Linked DNA regions of Mus musculus: all the other regions are linked to region 1. Evidence: chromatin loops called from intact Hi-C (ENCODE). Cell type or tissue: heart. All regions are shown on one strand.

The links. Peaks named below come from ENCODE experiments on the same cell type or tissue, not always from the same donor. Only the 100,000 strongest peaks of a DNase experiment are listed, where the experiment ranks them.
Region 2: a loop joins it to region 1, with 12 times the contacts of the local background. A loop is called at or near these places in 19 of 42 quality-filtered maps.
Region 3: it touches region 1 in a loop (3-fold over the local background); 3 of 42 quality-filtered maps call a loop at or near these places.

Annotation. Positions count from the first base shown.
Region 1 is chr7:126,524,878-126,532,877 of GRCm38, reverse strand. It overlaps 4930456A14Rik (a long non-coding RNA gene), which reads right to left. Exons shown (of 3, transcript XR_869939.3): 2 at 1,517-1,653; 3 at 865-897. Among named protein-coding and RNA genes, the nearest start is that of Atxn2l, 25 kb to the right of the region's middle. In heart, CTCF peaks have their summits at 3,193 (motif pointing right) and 4,377 (motif pointing right); no DNase peak of the experiment used is centred here; H3K27ac peaks cover 342 bases.
Region 2 is chr7:126,320,899-126,328,898 of GRCm38, reverse strand. No RefSeq gene overlaps it. Among named protein-coding and RNA genes, the nearest start is that of Gm30928, 27 kb to the left of the region's middle. In heart, a CTCF peak has its summit at 4,972 (motif pointing left); no DNase peak of the experiment used is centred here; H3K27ac peaks cover 540 bases; H3K27me3 peaks cover 916 bases.
Region 3 is chr7:126,433,903-126,441,902 of GRCm38, reverse strand. It overlaps Rabep2 (rabaptin, RAB GTPase binding effector protein 2), which reads right to left. Exons shown (of 13, transcript NM_030566.2): 3 at 6,086-6,243; 4 at 3,423-3,533; 5 at 2,997-3,341; 6 at 1,642-1,737; 7 at 1,457-1,555; 8 at 1-66. Among named protein-coding and RNA genes, the nearest start is that of Rabep2, 9.1 kb to the right of the region's middle. In heart, a CTCF peak has its summit at 4,884 (motif pointing left); a DNase peak (open chromatin) is centred at 4,862.

The DNA of each region.
Region 1 (8,000 bases):
TCCCCATGGCTCGCTCAGCCTGCTTTCTTTTAAAGATTCGTTTATTTTTAATATTTTATGTATATGGATGTTTTGCTTGTATGGATATCTACACATATGCATGTGATGCCCACAGGAGTCAGAATTTCCTGAAACTGGAGTTACAAAGACTTGTTAGCTACGTGAGTGCTGGCTATCTGACTCAGATCCTTTGAAAAAGCATCCAGTACTAACCACTAGGCCATCTCCCAGCCCCCAGCTTGCTTTGTTATACAACTTAGGACCACCTTCCACAGGTTAGCACTATTTATTCACACTGGTAGGCCTACCATACCCACAATTAATCAGGTAAATGCTCTACAGGTTTGCGTATGGGCCAGTCCTCAGTGGAGGGTTCCTCTTCCAGGTGACTCTAGTTTGGGTCAAGTTGACAGAAGCTAAGCAGACAGGCCCTTCACCTCTTAGCGTTGAAACCAACGTCTGGTCATAAACCATGACAGATGAAGACTGAGACACAGCAATATGTGGAAGTGCCCTTAACAGTCAGGTAAGAGGGGCTGGAGAGATGGCTCAGCCGTTAAGAGCACTGACTGCTCTTCCAGAGGTCCTGAGTTCAATTCCCAGCAACCACATGGTGGCTCACAACCATCTGTAATGGGATGTGATGCCCTCTTCTGGTGTGTCTGAAGACAGCTACAGTGGACTCATATAAATAAAAAATAAATGAATAGTATTTTAAAAAAAACAATCAAGTAAGAACAGTTACTTCTCTTCTAAATAACATCATGCACTGCTGGGTGGTGGTGGCCCAGGCCTTTAATCGCAGAAGCAAAGGCAGGAGGATCTCTAAGAGTTGGAAGCCAGCCTGGTCTACAGAGCAAGTTACAGGACAGCCACGGCTACATAATGAGACCTTGTCTGGAAAACAAAAAACAAAAAAATTATACACCCAGTGTTTGCGATGGTATGTCAAATAATTATTGATAATTGCTTTATGCCCCTCTCCAAGTCACAGGGAGCACAGATAACATCCCATGATGCCATGTGACTGTCTGTGTTTGGGGAAGAAGACACTGGAAGTCACATATCACTGTAAAACTGAAGCCAAACACATATACAGAAAAACTGTTTTTGAAAAAGAATCTTATTTAGCGCTGGCTGGCCTGGAACTCACAAGTTCTCATGAGTTCTGCATGTCCCTGCTTCCAGGGTGCTGGATTAAAGGCCCTCTTCATATTTTTTTTCAAATATATGTATTTTGAGACAGAGTCTCACATACAAGCACACAATTATTAAGAGCATACATAGGTTTATTTTATCTGACACTGAAATATTGTCTTCTAAAAAGCTTACACCCTGAGGCTCAGAGGTTAAGAGCACTGACTGCTCTTCCAGAGGTCCCGAATTCAATTCCCAGCAACTACATGGTGGCTCACAACCATCTGTGATGGGATCTAGTGCCCACATCTAGTGTGTCTAAAGACAACTACAGTGTACTCATATAAATAATAAATAAATAAAACTTTAGAAAGCTTACACTCAGGAAGCACACAGTAGGCTGGCAAGGTGACCCAGTGGAGAAGGCTGCACGCTGCCAAGCTGAGGACCGCGTGAGAGCCCTGGAATCCATATGCAGGAAGAGATCAGTGACTCTCTCTCAAGTTGTTCTCTGACCTGTACCAGCAGAAACATACATACACAGAGTAAATGAATAAATACACAAATAAATATACCTAATAGTAATAGTGGCATTAGGATTATGGTTTAAAGTAAAACAGAACGACAAATAAAACACTCGGCTAAGTATTCTTTTTAAGACTTAACTTTTCTTTGACTCGCCATGATTTTCATACCACGCACCCAAGTCCCACTCACTTCCCCATCTCCATGTACCTGCTCCCTACAACTTCCCCCAAAGAAAAATTATTTTTAAAATCTCAATAAATCTACCCTTTTCTCCCTATATCAACCCGTTTCTCCCCCTAACATTAGACAGGAAAGAAAGAAGGATGCAGGAAAGAGAAAGAGAGAAGGAAATGCCCAAATCTAACCTTTATTTTTTTTCCTCCTTGACCACGACCATTGACAACTTGTGGCTAACCCACCTGTGACAGTTTCTATATTCTCAGCCCAGAGCGTGACACTATTAGGAGGTGTAGTCTTGCTGGAGTAGGTGTGGGCTCTAAGACCCTCATCCTAGCTGCCTGAAAGTGAATCTTCCACTAGCAGCTTTCAAATGAAGATGTAGAACTGTCAGCTCCTCCTGCACCATGCCTGCTTGGACACTGCCATGTTCTTGCCTTCATGATAATGGACTGAACCTCTGAACCTGTAAGCCAGCCCCAATTAAATGCTGTCCTTATAAGAGTTGCCTTAGTCATGGCCTCTGATCACAGCAGTGAAACCCTAAGTAAGACACCACCTTAAATGACAACAAGCACCCATCATCCATCCCACTTTTTGGGAATGGGGCATTGTCCTCGTTAGACTGCTTTTTGCTGTCTGGGGGATGACAGCATCTTTTGGGAGCCCTAAGAAAATTGGGATATTGGCCAAGTCCTAGGAAAGCTAATTGTATCATTCGTTGATCAGTCTCTGTGTGATGGGAAAGTGCAGGGATTAACAGAAGTCCTGGATGGAACAGTCTGTCAGGCTAGACCATGAACATTTTGAAGTTGTTCTGGATGCAGATTTTTTGGGAAACAGTTACTGAGGCAGCCTGTGAGGCCCGATCACCTAGGCTACTTGTCTTGTCTTCTTTGTTGTCTGGTTCCTTTGCTCTGTAAGCTTTTAAAGGTAATATCCATTTTTTGCATTAACACATGTATGAAATATGCAGTATTGGGGCTGAAGAGATGGCTCAGTGGTTAAGAGCACTGACTGCTCTTCCAGAGGTCCTGAGTTCAATTCCCAGAAACCACATGGTGGCTCAAAACCATCATGCAAAAATCAGTTAAAGATGACTTGCTGGTCAATGTTGGAGCAGAGAAGGCATCTGTCTTTTTTTTTTTTAAGATTTATTTATTTATTTTATATATGTGAGTACACTGTAGCTGTACAGATTGGTTGTGAGCCTTCATGTGGTTGTTGGGAAATGAATTTTTAGGACCTTTGCTTGCTCTGGTCGGTCAACTCTGCTCCCTCAGTCCCTGCTTGCTCTGGCCCAAAGATTTATTTATTATTATACATAAGTGCACTGTAGCTGACCAGAAGAGGGCATCAGATCTCAATATATATGGTTATGAACCACCATGTGGTTTTTTTGTTGTTGTTGTTGTTTTGTTTTGGTTTTTCGAGACAGGGTTTCTCTGTGTAGCCCTGGCTGTCCTGGCACTCACTTTGTAGACCAGGCTGGCCTCGAACTCAGAAATCCGCCTGCCTCTGCCTCCCGAGTGCTGGGTTTAAAGGCGTGCGCCACCATGCCTGGCCCACCATGTGGTTTTAAACTCAGGACCTTCGGAAGAGCAGTCAGTGCTCTTACCCACTGAGCCATCTTGCCAGCCCCTCTGTCTTTCTTTATGAATCTGTTTGGACTGCTGTCATATAAATTTTCATCCATGCCATCTGAAAGATGGCATGATAAGTCCTGAGGAGCCAGTAGTCAACACCATCTATTGGCCATGCAGAGACATTTTCACGTCGCAGGCAGGCTCCGAGATGTTCCCATAGGGAAGGGTCAGAATTCATTTTACCTGTTTTGTTCTTGGTTTCTTTCTTCATTTCTGCAACCAGGATTTTCAGGAGGTCTCCCTGGATCAAATCCAATCTTTATTCATTTCCATGGAAACAAAGACAAAACCTCTCCCCAACACAACACGTTTCCTGCCTTCAATCCGAGGAGATCATATCCATGTGCTGATCTAGTCCAGCAGTTTTTTTCCATAATCCAATGTCTCTCAGCAGCTGTTGTTTTTGCTTATTTACATTTAAAATCTTAAAGTTAATAAAGCAATATGTCATCTACCCCATATTCTCCTTCTGTTTTATGAGTGTCTCCTTTAAAGTGTAGTTAGATCTTTTTACATTCGTTTGACCTGTAAAATTGTGAGATATGCCAGTAATATGTTTCATGCCATAATGTCTAAAATATTATTGTATTCTAGTGAATACACATGTCAAAGTTTCATCAGCTTCAATCTGTAAAGGCATTTCCAAGATACCCATCACCTCTCATAAATGTGTAATCTCAGAGTCAGCCCTTTTAAAACTTGAGGCAGAAACATATTGAATTCTTGACTAAGTATCAATTGTATGATGTATTAACATATGTATCTTAATTTTCCAAACTTTACAAAATAAAACATATAATCAATTATTTGCCATTGCTCTAAGCATCATTAAACAGAATCTGTATTCCTCAGCATAAATAAATCTTATCTAGGAATTTAGCAGGCTGGCATTCTGCAATTTTACCACAAGGTGGAGATGTAGGCTTTAGATTAGATTCCTCTGACACTCCTTTGTTCTGAATCAAGGATTTTTCGGATCTTTTCTTTCTTCTTCTTTTTTATTTTCCCCCCATTAATTTATTCACTTTACATCACAATCACACACACCCCTCCCAGTGCCCCCTTACAAACCTCCTCCCCTGCTTCTCCTCTGAGAATGGGGAGGCCTCCCCTGGGAATCACTCCACCCTAGCACATCAAGTCACTACAGGACTAGGTACATCTTTCACTGAGGTAAGACATGGCAGCCCAGCTTGGGGAAAACAGGATCCACTGGCAGGCAACAGATTCAGGAACAGCCCTGCTCCGGTTGTTGGGAGGGGTCCCTCATGAAGACCAAGCTGCATATCTGCTACAGATGTACATGGAGCCTAGGCCTGGCCTATGTGTTCTCTTTTGTTAGTAGTTCAGTCTCTGGGAGCTCCCAAGGGTTCAGGTTAGTTGACTCTGTTGGTCTTCCTGTGGAGTTCCTGTCCCCTCTGAGTCCCTCAATTTTTCCCCCAACTGTTCCACAAAACAGTTCCATCTAATGTTTGGCTGTAGGTCTTTGCATCTGTTTCGGTCAGCTCTAGCTGGAACCTCTCAGAGGACAGTTATGTTAGGCTCCTGTCTGCAAGCATCACAGAGTATCATTAACAGTGTCAAGGATTAGTTCTTGCCCATGGGATGGGTCTCAAGTTGGGCCAGTCATTGGTTGGCCATTCCCTCAGTATCACTCCATCTTTGCCCCTGCACTTCTTATAGGCAGGCCAAGTTTTAGGTTGAAGGTTTTGGGGGTGGGTTGGTGTTTCTGCTCTATCTTTGTCCCTGCACATCCTGTAAGATACATTTTGGGTCAAAGGCTTTGTGGGTGGGTTGCTTTCCTTATTCCTACACTGGGTATCCTGTCTGGCTACAGGAGGTGGCCACTTCAGGCTCCATATCCCCCACTGCTAGAAGTCTCAGCTAGTCACCCTTATAGACTCCCTGGAGCCTCCCCCATCCCAGGTCTCTGACATGTCCTAGAGATGCCCACACCTCTTGCCAGCTGCTGGTTTTCCGTGTCTTACTCTCCTGGCCTTCCCTCCCCAAAAGAGATGGCCCCCTTCCCCTACCCATTTCTTCTCCAATTCCCTCTCTCCATCATCTCTGATCACTATTTTATTATTTACACCTTCTGAGTGAGATTCAAGCATTCTCCCTTGAGCTTCTTATTTCCTTCTTCTTATTCCTTGGGTTTCTTATTCCCTCCATCTTATTTAGCTTCTTTGGATCTATAGCATGGGTATCCTGTACTTTATGGCTAATATCCATTTATAAGTGAGTATATATCATGCATATTCTTTGGGTCTGGATGCCTCATTCAGGATGTTATTTTCTAGTTCCATCCATGATGTCCTTGTTTTTAATAGCTGAGTAGTATTCCATTGTGTAAATGAACCATAGTTTCTTTATCCATTCTTCTGTTGAGAGGCATTTATGTTATTTCCAGATTCTGGCTATTACAAATAAAGGTGCTATGAACAACAAGGCAAGTGTCCTTGTCATATGGTGGAGCATCTTTTGGGTGCTCAGGAGTGGTATAGCTGAGTCTTGAGTAGGACTATTCCCAATTTTCTGAGAAACCACCAAATTGATTAGCAGAATGGATGTGAAAGTTTGCACTCCCACAAGCAATGGAGGAGAGTTCCCCTTTCTCCAAATCCTCAACAGCATGTGCTGTCACTTGAGTTTTTGATCTTAGCCATTCTGATAGGGGTAAGGTGAAATCTCAGGGTTGTTTTGATTTGCATTTGCCTGATGACCTAAGGATATTAAATGTTTTGTTAAGTGTTTCTTGGCCATTTGAAAGTCCTCTGTTGGGCTGGTGAGATAGCTCAGCAGTTAAGAGCACTGACTGCTCTTGCAAAGGTCCTGAGTTCAAATCCCAGCATCCACATGGTGGCTCACAACCATCCATAATGAGATCTGATGCCCTCTTCTGGAGTGTCTGAAGACAGTTACAGTGTACTCACATATAATAAATAAATACATCTTAAAAAAAAATAAAAAAAGATGAAAGTCCTCTGTTGAGAATTCTCAATACCCCATTTTTTAACTGGGTTATTTGGTTTGTTGGTGTGAAACTTCTTGAGTTCTTTATATATTTTGGATATTAGCACTCTGTCAGCTACAAGGTTGGTGAAAATCTTTTCCCATTCTGTAGGCTGCCATTTTGTCCTATTGACAATCCTTTGCCTTATAGAAGCTTTTCAGTTTCATGAGGTCCCATTTACTAATTGTTGATCTTAGTGCCTGAGCTATTGGTGTTCTGTTCAGGAAGTTGTCTCCTGTACCAGTGTGTTCGAGGCAATTTACCATTTTCTCTTCTTTAGATTTAGTGTATCTGGTTTTGTTTTGGTTTGGTTTTTTGTTTTTGTTTTTGGAGACAGGGTTTCTCTGTGTAGCCCGGGCTGTCCTGGAACTCACTCTGTAGACCAGGCTGGCCTCAAACTCAGAAATCCGCCTGCCTCTGCCTCCCAAGTGCTGGGATTAAAGGCGTGTGCCGCCACCACCCGGCTGTGTATCTGGTTTTATGTTGAGGTCTTTGATCCTCTTGAGTTTTGTGCATGGAGATAAATATAGATCTATTTGCATTCTTCTATGTGCAGACATCCAATTAGATCAGCACCATTTGTTGAAGATGTTTTCTTTTTTCCATTGTCTGGTTTTGGCTTCACTGTAAAAAATCAAGTGTCAGCCAGGCGTGGTGGCGCACACCTTTAATCCCAGCACTCGGGAGGCAGAGGCAGGCGGATTTCTGAGTTCAAGGCCAGCCTGGTCTACAAAGTGAGCTCCAGGACAGCCAGGGCTATACAGAGAAACCCTGTCTCGAAAAACCAAAAAAAAAAAAAAAAAAAAAAATCAAGTGTCCATAGGTATGTGGGTTTATTCCTGGGTCTTCAATTTGACTCTATTGATCAACCTGTCTGTTTCTATTCCAATATCACACAGTTTTTATTACTATTGCTCTGTAGTATAGCTTGAAATCAGGGATGGTGATTCTTCCAGAAGTTCTTTTATTGTTTAAGATTGTTTTAGCTCTCCTGGGTTTTCTGTTTTTTCATATGAAACTGAGTGCCTTAGTTAGGGTTTTACTGCTGTGAACAGACACCATGACCAAGGCAACTCTTATAAGGATAACATTTAAGTGGGGACTGGCTTTCAGGTTCAGAGGTTCAGTCCATTATCATCAAAGCAGGAAGCATGGCAACATTCAGGTAGGCATGGTGCAGGCAGAGCTGACAGTTCTACATCTTCATCTGAAGGCTGCTAGTGGAAGATTCACTTTCAGGCAGCTAGGATGAGGGTCTTAAAGCCAAAGCCCATGCCCACAGTGACACACCTATTCCAACAGGGCCATACCTTCTACTAGTGCCACTCCCTGGGCCAAGCATATTCAAACCATCACACTGAGAATTATTCTTTCAAGGTCTGTAAAGAATTGTGTTGAATTTTGATGAGAATTGCATTGAATTTGTAGATTGTTTTTAGTAAGATGGCCATTTTTACTATGTTAATCCTGCCAATCCATGAGCATGGGAGATCTTTCCA
Region 2 (8,000 bases), 200 kb after region 1:
TTTGTAGACCAGGCTGGCCTCGAACTCAGAAATCCACCTGCCTCTGCCTCCCAAGTGCTGGGATTAAAGGCGTGCGCCACCACGCCCGGCGGAATCTTTTAACTCTTAATTCTACAACAGTCTCATGGAATATCTTTTGGCAATCTAATATTAATGCTATTAAAAACTAAAGGAATTCAAGTCCTTAACAATAAATGAAAACGGAGGAAAATTTATATACACACACACAAAGAAACCAAACCTCAGAGAAAAGATTGCATGCTTTAACAATGATGCCCTCTGGCCATGCTTTTGAAACTTCAATAATAAAACATAAATCAAAATAAAGTTTTCAGAAACTGAGAAGATGGCTGAGGGACTAAAGGGCGGGGACACTGAAGCCTGGTGACCTGAGTTTGGACCTTGGAATTCATGTGAAGGAGGAAGAAGAGAACCAACTCCATAAAGGTGCCCTTTGACCTCCATAGATGTAATGTGCGCGCACACACACACACACACACACACACACCTCTATTATACACAATAAAAGTAAATTAATTTAAAAAAAAGAAAGTTTCAGGGCTGGAGCCTGGAAAATAAGGTCTGTGTACTGGGGTGAGGGGGCGGGTAGAGCTGAAGCTAGTAGCCCAGGCTCCCTGAAGGCCAGAGGATCTAAGTGGGTTCTAGATGCCAACCACTGTTATACTACCGAGGCTTGGTTCTCTTTGATTGAATTGTCTGTGTCCTGGTCTTTTCCTCCTGGAATAAAAAGTATTCAACTTGTTACTTTATTTAACAGGAACCCACAGTTATGACACTTTGAATGCTTTTTTTTTTTTTTTTTTTTTGGCTTTTTTCAAGACAGGGTTTCTCTGTGTAGCCCTGGCTGTCCTGGAACTCACTCTGTAGACCAGGCTGGCCTCGAACTCAGAAATCCGCCTGCCTCTGCCTCCCGAGTGCTGGGATTAAAGGCGTGGCCACCACGCGCCGGCTTCACCTTGGATGTTTTAAGAGACTTTGGAATATTAAAGAGACTTTGGATATTTTAGAGAGACTATGAACTCTGAAAGGTACTTTGAATATTTTTGAAAGACTGGACCTTTAAAGAGTTTGGATCTTTAAAGATTATGGGATTTTTTTTTTAAAAAGTTGTAGTGTTTTATATTGTGGTGTTGGCATTAATATGAGACCTTGAGGAGGAACAAGAGAAGAGAGGTTATGGCTTAATAGATGATATGTTTCTGTGTCAAGTTGACAAGGGATCAATTGTGATGGTTTTGTTTTGTTTTTGTTTTTGTCAACTTGACACAAAAAGGACACATCTGGGAAGAGGGAGCCATAACTGAGGAATCAGGAGACTGGCCCATAGGCAGCCAGGCAGTGGTGGCGCACACCTTTAATCCCAGCACACGGGAGGCAGAGGCAGGTGGATTTCTGAGTTCGAGGCCAGCCTGGTCTACAAAGTGAGTTCCAGGACAGCCAGGGCTATACAGAGAAACCCTGTCTCAAAAACAAACAAACAAACAAAAAAACCCAACAACAACAAAAAAGACTGACCCATAGGCAAGTCTGTGGGACGTTGTCTTAATTAGTGATTGACAAGAAAGGACTAATTCTATGGGAAGGGGGACATGACACCCCTGGGCAGGTGGTCCTGGAAGGCATAAGAAAGCAGAGTGGGAGTGGCTTCAGGAACCTCACTTCTCTCTGCACATGGTGGCATCCCGTGGTAACTTTGCAGCAGAAAGGGCATCAGGCATCGCAGTCCCTCAGGGATGGGCAAAGAGAGGACACCAGGAGACATCTGTCAGGGCTGCTGATGGAGACAGTAGCCTTGTGGTCCTCAGCTGAGGTAATTGATTTTCTCTGGGTTTGTAATCAGGCAGAGCTGGGCTATAGAACAGAGAAGCCATGATGATAGTCCCTAATTTTGCCTAATGACATCCTACCTATTAGCTTTCAATCCTGAAAGCCCCCTCCCCTTTTTTAAACTTGTATTTCAGGTTGAATTAGCTAGTGTACCCGTGAATCTGTGACTTCCCTTTTTATTTAGCTAATCTGCAAATGCCAAAAGGCTGCTTCATTTTTCATTTCATTTGTCACTAGCTTTCTAGAGCTCCGTGTCTGCTTGGATGATGGACACAATGATTCTAGAGAATTAGGGTAAGATTATGTCTAGAGCGAAGTACACATAAATACAAGTTCAGCCAGTTTTCTTCTATTGAAATATAAACACTCGCACATTGAGAAAGTTAGAACAGAAATGTCTAGTAGCAGCAACAGATAAAGCTAATATTCAGTGAAACTAATCTATAAGATGGGATGTCTGGAAAATTGAGATTATGGGGAGTGGGGCTGGGTAGGTAGCTCACTGATAGAATGTTTGCCTGACGTGTGTAAAGCTCTGGGGTTCAATCCTGACCCTGCCAGAAAATTATAAATCGTCAAAAGAATGAGTTGTGTGCTTTATATCTAAGACAAATGTATAGTTATGCGAGGGTTTGCATGCCATCAGGTACTTATACTTCCCCCACATGGTAAGAAATAAACTTGCCACGCACTCCGGTCAAGTCTGCTTGACAGGCTGGAAAGTCTGTAAGCACCCACGAGGAAGAGTTTCACGGAAACTCACCTCCTGGAGCTTTGGCGTTCTCATTTACCCATATACTCATACCCTATTCCCGCGTTAGTCTGGTGTATGGAACTAAGAGCTCTCTTTTAATATTTTATTATAAATGCCTTTTAAGTTTAAATTCTGATATAGTTAAGTCTCCCAATTGTTCCAAGGTCCCAGAAGCCAAGGAGCTTGGAATTCCGCAGGAATGCAGAAAGGAAGTTACCTATTCAGTAACTAATTAAGCATTACAAAAGACGGAGCCAGTAGCTCAGAGCTGGTCTGCAAAAATATTTACTAAGGACAGTAGAAAAGGGAATACCATATTAGAGCTAGGGAATCCCACTGAGACAGGGATCTTCTCTACAGCTAGGTATTGCAAGCTTCATATTAGAAGCAAGTTGGTAAATTCTTCTGTAGACCCAGGACATAGGGTGTTGGGGTATTGCAGTATTCTTGAAAAGGTCTGCTAGTGCAGAACCCCTGGTGGTGGGTTTAACAATAGACCAGTTTACACCTGGCTCCCTTCTTTTCGGCAGCAGCCTGGTCCCCGCCTTCTTTTGATGTATACATTCCTTATGTATTGGGTCACTGTAACTTGGTGGATTGTATTTTGCCTGGTTTCTTGTTATTTCTTCGGTATAAAAAGTTTGATGCTCGACCTGACAAAATACATTCATATTCTACACAATCTTGTGTGTTGGTCTGTCTGTCACCTGCCAACACCTTGCCCACCTGCCCCAGAGACTCGTTCCACGCAGACAAAGGGACCCAGAGCGTCAGCGGCATAAAATAACCATAGCAACATAGACTAGTCAGGACATGCAGCCTAGAAAAGTCGGTTTAAGTCATTTTGTAGCATAACAAAATGAAACCAACTGTAAAGTCTTTACAGGGACCTGGGGACTTACCATCAGGGAAGCTACTTTCCATATGCTCAAAGCCACTGTTCAGTCTTCAGCATAGTATGAAATGCAAAATTAAATTAAAAGTGTATTCTATGACCAGGTGTGGCGGCCATGCCTTTAATCCCTGTACCCATGAAACAGAGGTAGGTGGACCTCTATGGGTTTGAGGCTAGTCAGGTCTACATGATGAGACCCTGCTCTCCCTGTATATACAACCTCTGCACATACATAGACCAGCTCTGGACCTCTGTCACAGTTGCCATCTGTTTAGGAAAAAAGCTGCTATGGTGAGGGATGAGCTGCATTATCTGTGGGTAAAAGTGTTTAGAATACCCTTAGGTATTTTACTGGCTTGTGGAAATGGCCATCTGCCACGTGACTCTGCCCTAACTGCAGGAAACGCCACTGCTCTCTGGAGGAGCCTGAGTAAACACAGGACACAAGATTGAGGGGGCAGCTGTGGGGAAGTTGTCACTTATGCTGGGAAGACTTTCCAGTGATGCAGCTGCTCTGCGATGGACCACACTCTTGTATGTAATCTCTCCCCAGGCTCTGGATAGAATCCTAGTAAGTTCACTGGGTTTTCTACAGAATCTTAGCCACTGCTGAGGGGTAGCTGGTCCACAGGGAAATACTGCAGGTAACCTGGAGAAGACATAGTTTTCTGTATGTGTCTCTGTGAAGAAGATGGCTGCATAAGCCCCTCTCCACCTCAAATGCGCCATTAGGTAAGTTAAAATGGCTTCCAGGTGTGGATTTAGGACAACCAGGGCTACAGTGTAGCAGCCGTAGCAGTACTATTGGTCATAGCCTGGTGTTACTATTTTCCATAGAGGTAATCTTTAATGTTGCTTGTTCCCTTGCTGTCTATTGATTTGGGAGGTGGGCATATAGTGCTTAGGCTCACACAGGGAAGTCAGTGGACAACTTGCAGGAGTTGCTTCTGTCCTTCCACAGCGTGGGTCCCCGGGGATAGAACCTGAGCTGTTTAATTTGGAGGCAAGCACCTTTCTCTGCTGAATCTTTCTGGCCCAAGTAGCTCAGTGTCACATTTGCTTCATGGAGTCCAGAAGAGAACACTTGATTTCTTATAAGCCCAGAATTCTTTTATCACAGTGGGAGCAACCTGTGTTTTTCCACATTTGTTTATTGGTCTCCGGTGCTGGGCTAGTGGTTAGCTTAAGTTCATCCTGTTGGGGCTTTCCAGTTAGCCTTGGGGACATCTGTCTGTCCTTTAAAAGGAGACTCTCAGCAGCATGATAAAGAGGATGGTTTCATCCGGTTTCTGTGATGTCTCATGTTGAAATGTCCTGTAGCTTTATAACGTCTGATTACACCGCCCTGGGCTGCATCATCTTTGAAAATTTCTTCAAAAAATACATGTACATGTACATCTCAGGAACTCTGCTTCTAAAACTCGCTTTCAGAGAGAAGACCCGGTCCAGAAAGGGTAGACGCTGCCACCTGCTGGACAAAGCGAGCATTGACATAGGTACTACTTAAAACGCTACAGAAAGAACCCGTGCCATTTCCCACAATGTATTTTACACTGTCCAACTTTAGACCCGACTCAATTTTAAACCAAGACACCTTAACATTGTCCAGGAAGATCCTGAGAATGCTCCTGAGTAGCCATTTATGGGTTGTCAGAGTTAGTCAGACGTGATATCTCGTATGAAGAAGTGTTGTGGTGTCTGGTCATTGCAGGAGAATGATGTCTTGAGCTATTTTGCAGAGTTCACCTGGGAGAAAAATGCAACATGATGGAGCCCATGGCTAGAACATCAGAGCAGCTTTTTTTTGTTTTTGTTTTTGTTTTTGTTTTTGTTTTTGTTTTTTCGAGACAGGGTTTCTCTGTATAGCCCTGGCTGTCCTGGGCTTTGTAGACCAGGCTGGCCTCAAACTCAGAAATCTGCCTGCCTCTGCCTCCCGAGTACTGGGATTAAAGGCGTGCGCCACCACGCCCTACTATCAGAGCAGCTTTTAAGCAAAAAAGGAATCTGCAGATGACAGGACCCACTCTAACTATAGGACTATGTGGAGGCCTGATTGTCACTGGATTAAAATCACTAATATAACGATATGATCAATAGACTCAAAAAGCCACTTGGTATCCCGGCCATTCTGCCTTCCCTGCCAACACAGACTGTTCGCTTTCTTAAACTGTAAGGCAAAAGTAACCCTTCCTCCCTTAAATTGCTTCTGATCTAGTATTGATCACAATGATAAGATAATAAACTAATGGAGAAGCTGCTGCTAAGCGAGGGCAGGCAGCTGTTATAGGCCTGACCCCGTGGTTTACATCCTTTGGGACTGATTTGTAGAAGGAATGTGGAGGAGTTTGTCACTGTGGGCTAAAGACATCTTAAAAGCTGTTTGCAGAGTTTAATGCATCATTCTGGGGACATCAGGAAGACAGGAACGCTGAGACTGATGTAAAATGTGGAGGATATTTGTTCCTCTGCTCATTGCCACGAGCAAGTCCTTGACCAGAAAGAAGCATTTTAAGGAGGAAGGGTTTAGCTGGGCGTGGTGGCGCACACCTTTAATCCCAGCACTGGGGAGGCAGAGGCAGGTGGATTTCTGAGTTTGAGGCCAGACTGGTCTACAAAGTGAGTTCCAGGACAGCCAGGGCTACAGAGAAACCCTGTCTCAACCCCCCCCCACCCCCCCCAAAAAAAAGAAAGAAAAAGAAAAAAGGAGGAAGGGTTTATTCTGGTTGATGGGGGGGGGGGATTCCATAAGCACAGAGGGGCATGGTGGCAGGAACAGGAGGTCGGCTGGTCATGAACATTGCACTGATAGCCAAGAAGAGGGAAATGAACATTAGTGTCCAGGGAGCTGTCTCCCTCTGACTAAGTCTCAGACGCCAGCCCATGGGACATTGCCACTGACAGTTAAGGGACATTGCCACTGACAGTTAAGGGTTTCTTTCTTTCTTTCTTTCTTTCTTTCTTTCTTTCTTTCTTTCTTTCTTTCTTTCTTCCTTCCTTCCTTCCTTCCTTCCTTCCTTCTTTCTTTCTTTCTTTCTTTCTTTCTTTCTTTCTTTCTTCCTTCCTTCCTTCCTTCCTTCTTTCTTTCTTTCTTTCTTTCTTTCTTTCTTTCTTTCTTTCTTTCTTTTTTTTTGATTTATTTACACTTGGAGGGCAGAGGCAGGTGGATTTCTGAGTTCGAGGTCAGCCTGGTCTACAGAGTGAGTTCCAGGACAGCCAGGGCAACACAGAGAAACCCTATCTCAAAAAAACAAAAAAAAAACAAAACAAAAACAAAAAAAAGAATTTTTTTTTAATGTATATGGGTACAATAGCTGAACAGATGGTTGTGAGCCTTCATGTGGTTGTTGGGAATTGAATTTTTTTTAGGACCTCTGCTCACTCTGGTCAACTCTGCTCACTCAGTCCCTGCTCGCTCGCCCCCACTCACTCCAGTCACTCACTCAGGCCCAAAGATTTATTTATTATTATACATAAGAACACTGTAGCTGTCTTCAGATGTGCCAGAGGATCTCATTACAGGTGGTTGTGAGGCACCATGTGGTTGCTGAGACTTGAACTCAGGACCTTCGGAAGAGCAGTCAGTGTTCTTACCTGCTGAGCCATCTCGCCAGCCCAGTTAAGAGTCTTACAATTGCCGGGCGTGGTGGCGCACGCCTTTAATCCCAGCACTCAGGAGGCAGAGGCAGGTGGATTTCTGAGTTCGAGGCCAGCCTGGTCTACAAAGTGAGGTCCAGGACAGTCAGAGCTATACAGAGAAACCCTGTCTCGAAAAACCAAAAAAAAAAAAAAAAAAAAAAAAGAGTCTTACAATTAACCTAGTATGATTAGATTAATCCTTCGCAGGCCCAGAAGAATCTGATCCTCCAGGTTGGCATTAATCAGAGCAACTCCACCTCTTGTCAACTTGATGCACAAGCAGATCACTTAAAGTCATAGTTTTCCTTCCTTTGTCTCCACAGGCTCATGTCCACTTCATGATACAAGAAAAAGGCATCGAGTTGAACATCAAAAATCCCCATGATTTTAAAACAATTCCTATAATGTCTACACACAAACACTCCTATTTGTCCCAATTACCGTTCTGTTGCTGTTCTGTTGCTGTGACAAAACACCGAGACCAAGGCAATTTATTAAAGAATTTTACTGGGCTTATGGTTTTAGAGGACTAGAGTCCATGATGAGGGAGCAAAGGCTTAGCAGCAGAACAGCACAGATCTCACACCTTGATCCGAAATCTGGAGGCAGAGAGAGGACACTGGGAATAGTGTGGGCTTTTGAGACCTCAAAGCCAACCCCAGTGACACACCTCCTTCAACAAGGCCACCTCCTAATCTAGCCCAAAAAGTTCCACCAATGAGGACCACATATTCAAATATATAAGCTTATGAGGGCAATCTTATTCAAACCACCACGCCATTCCAAAAGGGAAAAATGGTGTCATATCATGGAATGGCCAGACCAAAGCAAGACTGAAACCCAGTGAGGGAACACTAAAACCCCGCA
Region 3 (8,000 bases), 91 kb after region 1:
TTGATTTTCTTCATTCAGTCTTTTAACCTCTTGGCTCAGGCACTTGTGAGAAGTGGCCAGTTCTGCCTAGGGACAGTTCAAAGCACAAGGCAATTAGACAGATGGGTGTCTGTAGTCCCAGAGGCTAACCCCCAAATCCCATGGCTAGCTAGACTGACATCTAGAAAGCCCTGGCCTCCTGACCTGCTGGTTCTCCTGGAACTCACTATGTAGACTAGGCTAGCCTCAAACCCAGAGATCTTCCTGTCTCTGCCTCCTGAATGCTGGGATTAAGGCTGTATACCCTCACCGACTGGTTCAAGAAGAAACTTTTTTTTTCCCCTCTCAGTCTCTAAGCTCTTCAGATTCTGTCTGTGTGTCTGTGGACACACTGGCAGCCTCAGCCCACTGTGGGTATTTCATTAAATGGTATATTTTTTAAAGGCTTGTTTCATGTTCATGAGTGTCTGCCTATATATGTGTTGTGTGTGTATCTAAACACCGCACGTGAGCCTAGTGCTCATGGAGGCAAGAAGGGGATGTCAGATCTCTTGAAACTATAGTTATAGCTGCCACATGGGTGCTGAGAACTAAACCTGGGTCCTGTGAAAAGAGCAGCCAGCGCTTTTAGGTGCTAGGCCATCTCTCCAGCTGCACTCCCTGCCCCCACACCTTCCCATTCCCACACCCATCCCCTGCTTTGAGACAGAGTCTCACTGTGTGTCATGGTTGGCCTAAACTGGTGATCCTCTGATCTCAGCTTTCTGAGAGCTGCGACAGGTAAGTCTGTGTTACCTCTGGCAGCAACACATCTTTTTTTTTTTTTTTCTTTTTGGTTATTTTCGAGACAGGGTTTCTCTGTTTCTCTCAAAACACGCTTTTTTTTTTTTTAAATTTATTATATGTAAGTACACTGTAGCTGTCCTCAGACACTCCAGTCAGATCTCTTTACGGATGGTTGTGAGCCACCATGTGGTTGCTGGGATTTGAACTCCTGACCTTTGGAAGAGCAGTCGGGTGCTCTTACCCACTGAGCCATCTCACCAGCCCGAAACACGCTTTTTTAAGCACTAAAATAATTGCCAACTTTAAAACTAGGAGGCAATAGACACATTTCCAGATCTCTGACTTCTCGTCTGACCACATGGCCCTCACACGCTTCGGAGTGGGGTTGCTCAGTGTCGCTTTTCTTTCGGCTCTTCTGACTCTGCAGCCTAGGCTCCATTGGCTCAGCTCACAGACAGTAGGGAGCACACTTCAAGGTTGTGGGTTTAGTTCAAGATTATACAGCTCTGACCAGTCAGGCTGCCCCCAAAATCTTCACTCACCTAGTGAGAGCAGCCGGATGGGGCGGGGGGGGGGTGGGTGGAAGAGGGGGACAGCAGGAGGGGGGACAGCAGGACCGATGTCCTGTTTTTCCATGCCCTCTGGGGCCCTGGGTGGTCCTGACCCTTCCTCTTACCCCAGGCCCACTCACCATCTGCAGCTGCACGCGCTCTTGGGCCTGGCTCACAGTTCCTTGCAGAGTTCGGAGCAGCTGCTCTGAGTTCTGGACCTGGGCCAGGAGCACCTGCATCTGAGGAGGAAAGAGTGGGAAAGGAGAGGGATGCAGCAGCAGGAGGCCAGGGGATGATGTGGAGCTGGCACGGAGGTTGAACTCACCTGCTTGGCACAGTCTTCATTGCTCCGTCTTAGTCCTTCCTGCAGCTCATCCCGCTCCCGGCTGACACTTTCCAGCTCCTTCTGCAGCTGCCGCCCCTGCCAGACCCAGACCTCACTCACTTTTCAGCTCTGCTGGCAGGGATAGTACCTACCCTTCCCTTCCCCACCCATCCATCCCTCAGGAGGTCCCGCTGCTCTCCTGAGTGGGAAGACGGAGAGAGACATTTCATCTCCGTCTCTGCTGCTATCTGTGGAGGTTTTGACTTTTACTGTGTATTGTAATGCGAAGTGTGGGACCCCCAAGACCTGGAGTCTGCACTAAACCCTAAGTGACCCTGCCCCCAAATTATTTCTGATTGGTGAATAAAGACACCAAAGCCAGTTCCAGGACAGCCAGGGCTACACAGAGAAACCCTGTCTCGAAAAGCAAACAAGGGGCTGGTGAGATGGCTCACTGGGTAAGAGCACCCGACTGCTCTTCTGAAGGTCCGGAGTTCAAATCCCAGCAACTACATGGTGGCTCACAACCATCCGTAATGAGATCTGACTCCCTCTTCTGGAGTGTCTGAAGTCAGCTATAGGGTACTTACATATAATAAATAAAATAAATAAATAAATCTTAAAAAAAAAAACAAACAAGACACCAAAGCCAATAGCTCGCTCGGCAAAAGAGACATAGGTTTAGGTTTCCCAGGTTTGGGGTCCGAGAACCATGGGAGGAAGAGGTGCAAGAGGAAGGAGAAGCAGCCATGGGTGAGGCGAGCCATAAAAACAGGGCTCTGAGGGCTGGCCAGTCAGAGTTAAGCGCAGCCCAGATGAGACTTAGTAAGCAGTAAGCAATGACTCCGGGCTTATCGATAGGAAAGTAGATTCTGACAACCTAGAGGTAGGTAAGCGCCCAGCTCTTGTGCTGTTAGAGGCTTATTGTAAATCAAAAAAGCTGTGTGTGTCTTTTATCTGGAACTAAAGGGTCAAAGGCGGGGTAGAAAGCCCTGGCTGGGGCTGAGATGAAATAATTTCTACAGCAGTCATCTTTTGAGCAATGCACTCCTCCCCACCCCTCTGCTGGGGACTGAATTCAGGGTCTTGCACAGGCTAGGCAAGTCCTCTACCACTGAGCCACACTCGGACTCTTTTCAGTTTTGTTCTTGACACTTCTCACCATAACATAACACCGGCCCAGCTGCTGATCTTCTCCAGCACCCCGTGCACGTGCCCTTCCGAAGTTCCCTTGCTGGGAGGGGACCTCCCCCCACCCCACCCCACTGGCCTCTCCACTGTAGCTTTCTTTAGTGCAAGCCCACATATATCCAGGGAGACAGGAATGTTCACAGAACCTAGCCCAGTCTACTCACCTCTACCTGCAGTTGCTCCCACTGGCTATCTGGAACAAGCTGGTACCCAGGAGGGGGCAGGAAGATGCCCTCAGGGACCAGAGTGCCAGTAGACACCAGAGAAGCAGTCTCTTCCTGCTCAGGGCTGAGGCCTTGGGGGCCTCGTAGGGAGGCACTGCCGGCGGCCCCACCGAGGGAGAAGGAAGAGATGGAGGCACTGTCATCGCAGTTGTGGGCAAAGGCCTCGGCGGCTGGGCCGGCGTCTCCGCTCGGCTCCTCCAAGGGTTCCAGTGGGGGTGAGGGGTTCCTCGACAGAGGGAGCAACTCTGTGGAGCCATGCAGGGAGGCAGGCTGCCGTGGTCGTCTCTAGGGAGGATTGCAGGGAAGAAGCTAGGGCCAGCGTCCTGGGCACCCCTCCTTCCCTCGGCACCTCCGGCTAGCCCTCACCTGGATCTCTTGGATCAGCTCTTCCGCCCTCTGCAGCTTCCCCTTCAGCTCGGTAATCTCCTGCTCCATGGGCAACACGATCTCTCGAAGCTTTTCCGAGTCTTCATGAGCCTGGAGCGACGGGGGCATTGGGAAGTGACAGCCCCTTGATCATGAACAATGCCCACTAACTGTTCTCATCCTTCCTGATGGTTATACCACCCACTCAAGACTCCAGGACACGCGGGCTCTAAGTGCTTCCAGGGAAAGGAGCCAAGGCCATGACTGGCTTCCTCCTTTCCTCTTATTCTTACAAAATTCCTCCGCAACATCCATCGTTTAAAACCGTTTTTACTTATTCTTTGAGAATTTCATAAATGTATGGAAGTGTTTGGGGGACAAATCCACCCCAGTCCCCCCTGGCCTCAACATGCACCTTTTTATATCACAGGACCTCAGATATTTTAACTGGGCACAGTTTGAAAATGGTTCCAGTTTTCCGATACCATCTACACCTCAGCTGCTCTGGAACTAAAAGTGATCACATATGAGATGTATGCACAAGCTCCATGCGTGAACTTACTGACCATCTCCTTATAAGAAGGTGTGCCTTTCTTTATCCTATCTTGCTGGCTGGAACGTGGCTATGATTGCTTGGCATTCAAGCAATCACCTTGGACTGTGAGGCGACCTACCAGCTACAGTCAAGCAGCAATACAGAAGCCTACATTTCTCTTTTAAAAATTTTTAATTTTTCATCTTATGTATATGCACGTTTGGCTGGCATATAGACACACACTGCGTGTGCCCTCAGAAGCCAGACTAGGGCAGCTGGTTCCCTGGAACGACGGTTACGGACAGTTGTGAGCCACCAGGTTAAGTGCGGGGAAACTGAACCTGGATCCTCTGGAAAAGTAGTGAGTGCTCTGAGCTGCTGAGCTCTCGCTCCAGTCCCAGAAGCCTGAGTTTCTAACGGCTGGCTCAACTGCTCCATCAGTCTGGACTTTAAAGGATGAAAAACAAAACAAACCAACTTCCTATCTTACTTAAACCACTGCTGCTGTAGGTTTCCAATCCCATGCAGCCCGTACCCGACAGGCTTTCTCTCGTAAGACTGAGCTGACACCCCTGCCCTTCCTCCTGTCCTTATCATAAAGAGGACCATTTCTTAGTTGTCTCCTTTCAAGCTTGGGATCCGCATGGGGTCAGTAAAACAAACAACAACAAAAAACCGGTCCCACCCCGATACATCTCCAGGCAACAGCCAGTCATGCTTCATCTGTTACCACCTTTCTCAACCGATTCCATTTCAACCTCTTGAATCCCCCCAAACTCTCCTTAGACAAACTAAGTTAACATTCCATGTGCCACAGACAGGGTAAGCCATGTGAAGCCCTGGGACACACACGCTGTGCACAGGCCAACTACACAGTCCAGCGGAGTGTGGGGCAGCCGGCCTCCAAACCTGCAAACAGCGCCTCCTAGTGGAAGCAGTACGTCAAAGCCTCTCTTTCCATGGCCCTGGTTTTGTTTTGATTTTTGAGGTAGGATCTTGCATCCTAAGCTGGCCTTGAACTTGGGTTTCTGATCCTCCTTCCTCCGAGTATAGGCAAGTGTCGCCATGCAGGGTTTTAGGCAGTGCTGGGACTGAACCCAGGGTTTCCTGCATGCTAGTCAACCACTCTAGCAACTGAACCACAGCCCTAGTCTAGCCCTGGGCTCCTGTTGGGTCTTTGTTTTCATAGGCAGGAAATATACTCTAGCGCTTGTTTCTTTGGGTTCTAACTAAATACCTACCTCACAAAGCTTCTGTGAGATCAAATAAGGTATGAGCACATACCGCTAATAAGAGGGATCATATGGAAATATATGCACCCAGACTTTAATTCTTTTTATTGTCTTTGAGATGGAGGAATTACTATGTACCCTTAGGCTAGCCTTAAACTCATAATTCTTCTGCCCAGATTTCCCAATGCTGGGATTATAGATATGCACCACAATGTGCAGGTGTTAAAAAAATAAAGAGTGCTTGCCTAGAACGCATGAAATATGTTTGCATGCATGTACCCATGTACACATACATGTACACACACACACACACACACACACACACTCCAGGTTTCTAGCTGGCTATGGATGTGCATTCCCATAAATACCGGCACTGAGTTGCTGAGGCAGGAGGCCTTTGCCAAGTTCAAAGCCAGCCTCAGCTACACAGTAAGATCCTGTTTCAAAGAGAAGAGGGCAGGCAAGGAAAGGGGCAGAGAGGCAGAGAGACAAACACTAAGTGTCTTATGTTATCCAGGCTTTCTTGAAGCCCTAGTCTCAAGCCATCCTCCTGCCTTAGCCTCCCAAACAGCTGGGACTGCCAGTATCTGTCACCACACCCAGCTTCCTATTGTGATTAATAAGTGTTAAGAAAGCATTAGACTGCAGGAGCTCAAACAGGTGAGCACTCAGTACAGTGTCTGGCACGGAAAGGGTTACTTTCCTTCCTCTGCATGACTGACCTTGTTTCTAGAGGTAAATAAACTTGTAGCAAGGATCCTGCTAAGCTTTCAACAATGGGGAAGCTCTGTGTTCTACCCAGAATCATTACTGTGTCCAATGACAGGCTATGGGACAACAACGCTCACTATCATTTCAAACCCCAGGGATAGGGCAGGCCGTTGTCCCACCCCCACCTTTTCCATTTGCTTCTCCAAGGAGTCCAAAGGGTGGGCCCGGGCCAGCAGCTGTTTGAGGTGGCCCAGCTCTCGATCCTTCTCCTCAAAGTCCTGCTGTTGCTGCTGCCGCTCCTGTTTCAGGGCTGCGATCTGGGTCTCGTAGCTGCTGATGGAGTCTGTGGGCAGGAAGGGTGGGTACTTGGTGCCTGCCCTCTCCAAGGTGATCAACCACAGTAGTTATGAGCTGGGCAGAAATGGCCCCAGGCAAGACCTCAGCACCTCTCGCCCAGGGTCCTCAGTAGCAAAAAGGAGTGCGTGACCCTGAGTGTTTGACGAACTAAGAGGACATATAGGAGATGTCAAACATCTGGCATATAGTGAGGACCAATTGGACAATATACTGCTCAGATATATCCCAACTGAAGAACTGACCACAGGATATTTTTACTAAAAACAGCCAAGTATGAGGCCTTGTTACTATTATTTTTTAATTTTTGTTTGTTTGTTTGGGTTGGGTTTTGGCTTTTTTTTTCCTCCTTGGTACAGTCCTGGCCATCCTTGAACTTGCTCTACAGACCAGGCTGGCCTCCTGAATGCTGGGATTAAAGGTGTGAGCCACCACTGCCAGAGGCCTTGTTATTAGTAAAAACAAAGGAAGCAATATATCAGAAGGGCCAAGAACAAAAACAGAGTCCACCTTGTCCAAGCACAGCAAACACAAAACAAACTACGGCTCCCCATAACCCAAGTGGAAAAGTCCCTTCGCGGGAGATTTTTCTGTTGTGTGCAGGAGAGAAAATCGAAAGCATTCCTTGCAAATCACTGGTAACACATTCACTCAAATATGAGCAAGTGACCTTTATGGTTAGCCTTGGCATGGTGGAAACCAAGGACAGACGGAATACCTTGAGACACAGCCTGAAGCTTGTAGTGAATGGGAGAGCTGACTAAATGATGCTTTGTAAGATAGTCAAGTCGGGCAGACTGGTCACTGACAGTTTCCAAATAGCCAACAGCTGGCTGATGGGTAGTATCTACGGTCCCCAAATGCCTGCTTCCCTCTCTCAGAACAGTGTGATATTATATTTGATTTTGTGGCTAAAACAAGACCTGGACCCCAAGACATGTCAGATACAGTTCAAGGCTCTGCTTCCGCACACAGCCTATGACAGAAACTGCAGACACTGATTGTGGTATGAGTTAGATTTCTTTTTTTTCTTTTTTTTCTCTCTCTCTTTTTTTTTAGAGACAGGGTTTCTCTACATAGGCCTGGTTGTCCTGGAACTTGCTCTGTAGACCAGGCTGACTCTATCTCCTGAGTGCTGTGATCAATGGTGTGCGCTGCCACCATCCAGCAAGCTGGAATTCTTGTTATGGCTATTGTCACTTTCGCTATGACTTACTCAGGGGTAAAGTGTACAACTGAAGAATCAATTGTGGTAGCAGAAAGCCAGGCATGGTGGCTCTAGTACTCAGGAGGCAGAGGCAGGGAGATTTCTGTGAGCCAATTCCAGGAGAGCTAGGGCTATGTAGAAAGACACTGCTTCAAAAACAAAAACAAAAACAAATTATGGTAGGCCTGTAATCTCGGTGCATGGGAGCCTGAGGGAGGAAGATTACAAAATTGAAGCTAGCTTGTGCTACATGGTGAGGCCTGCAATCAAGCAAACCAAACTAAACTCTAGGGGAAATGTATCACAAATGTAGGGCTAGGAGCCAGCTCAGATGGTAAAGTGCTCACCTTGTGCAAACCCCAGGTACCATATTAAGAGACCAAGCTCAGAGGCTGCTTCTCTGGAGAACTCATGGTTCAATTCCCAGCATCCACATAGCTGCTCACAGCCACCTATAACTCAAGTTGCAAAGGATCCAACACCCTTTGTGACCTCTGCAGGCACAGATGTATGCTCAGACAAAATACCCATACACATAA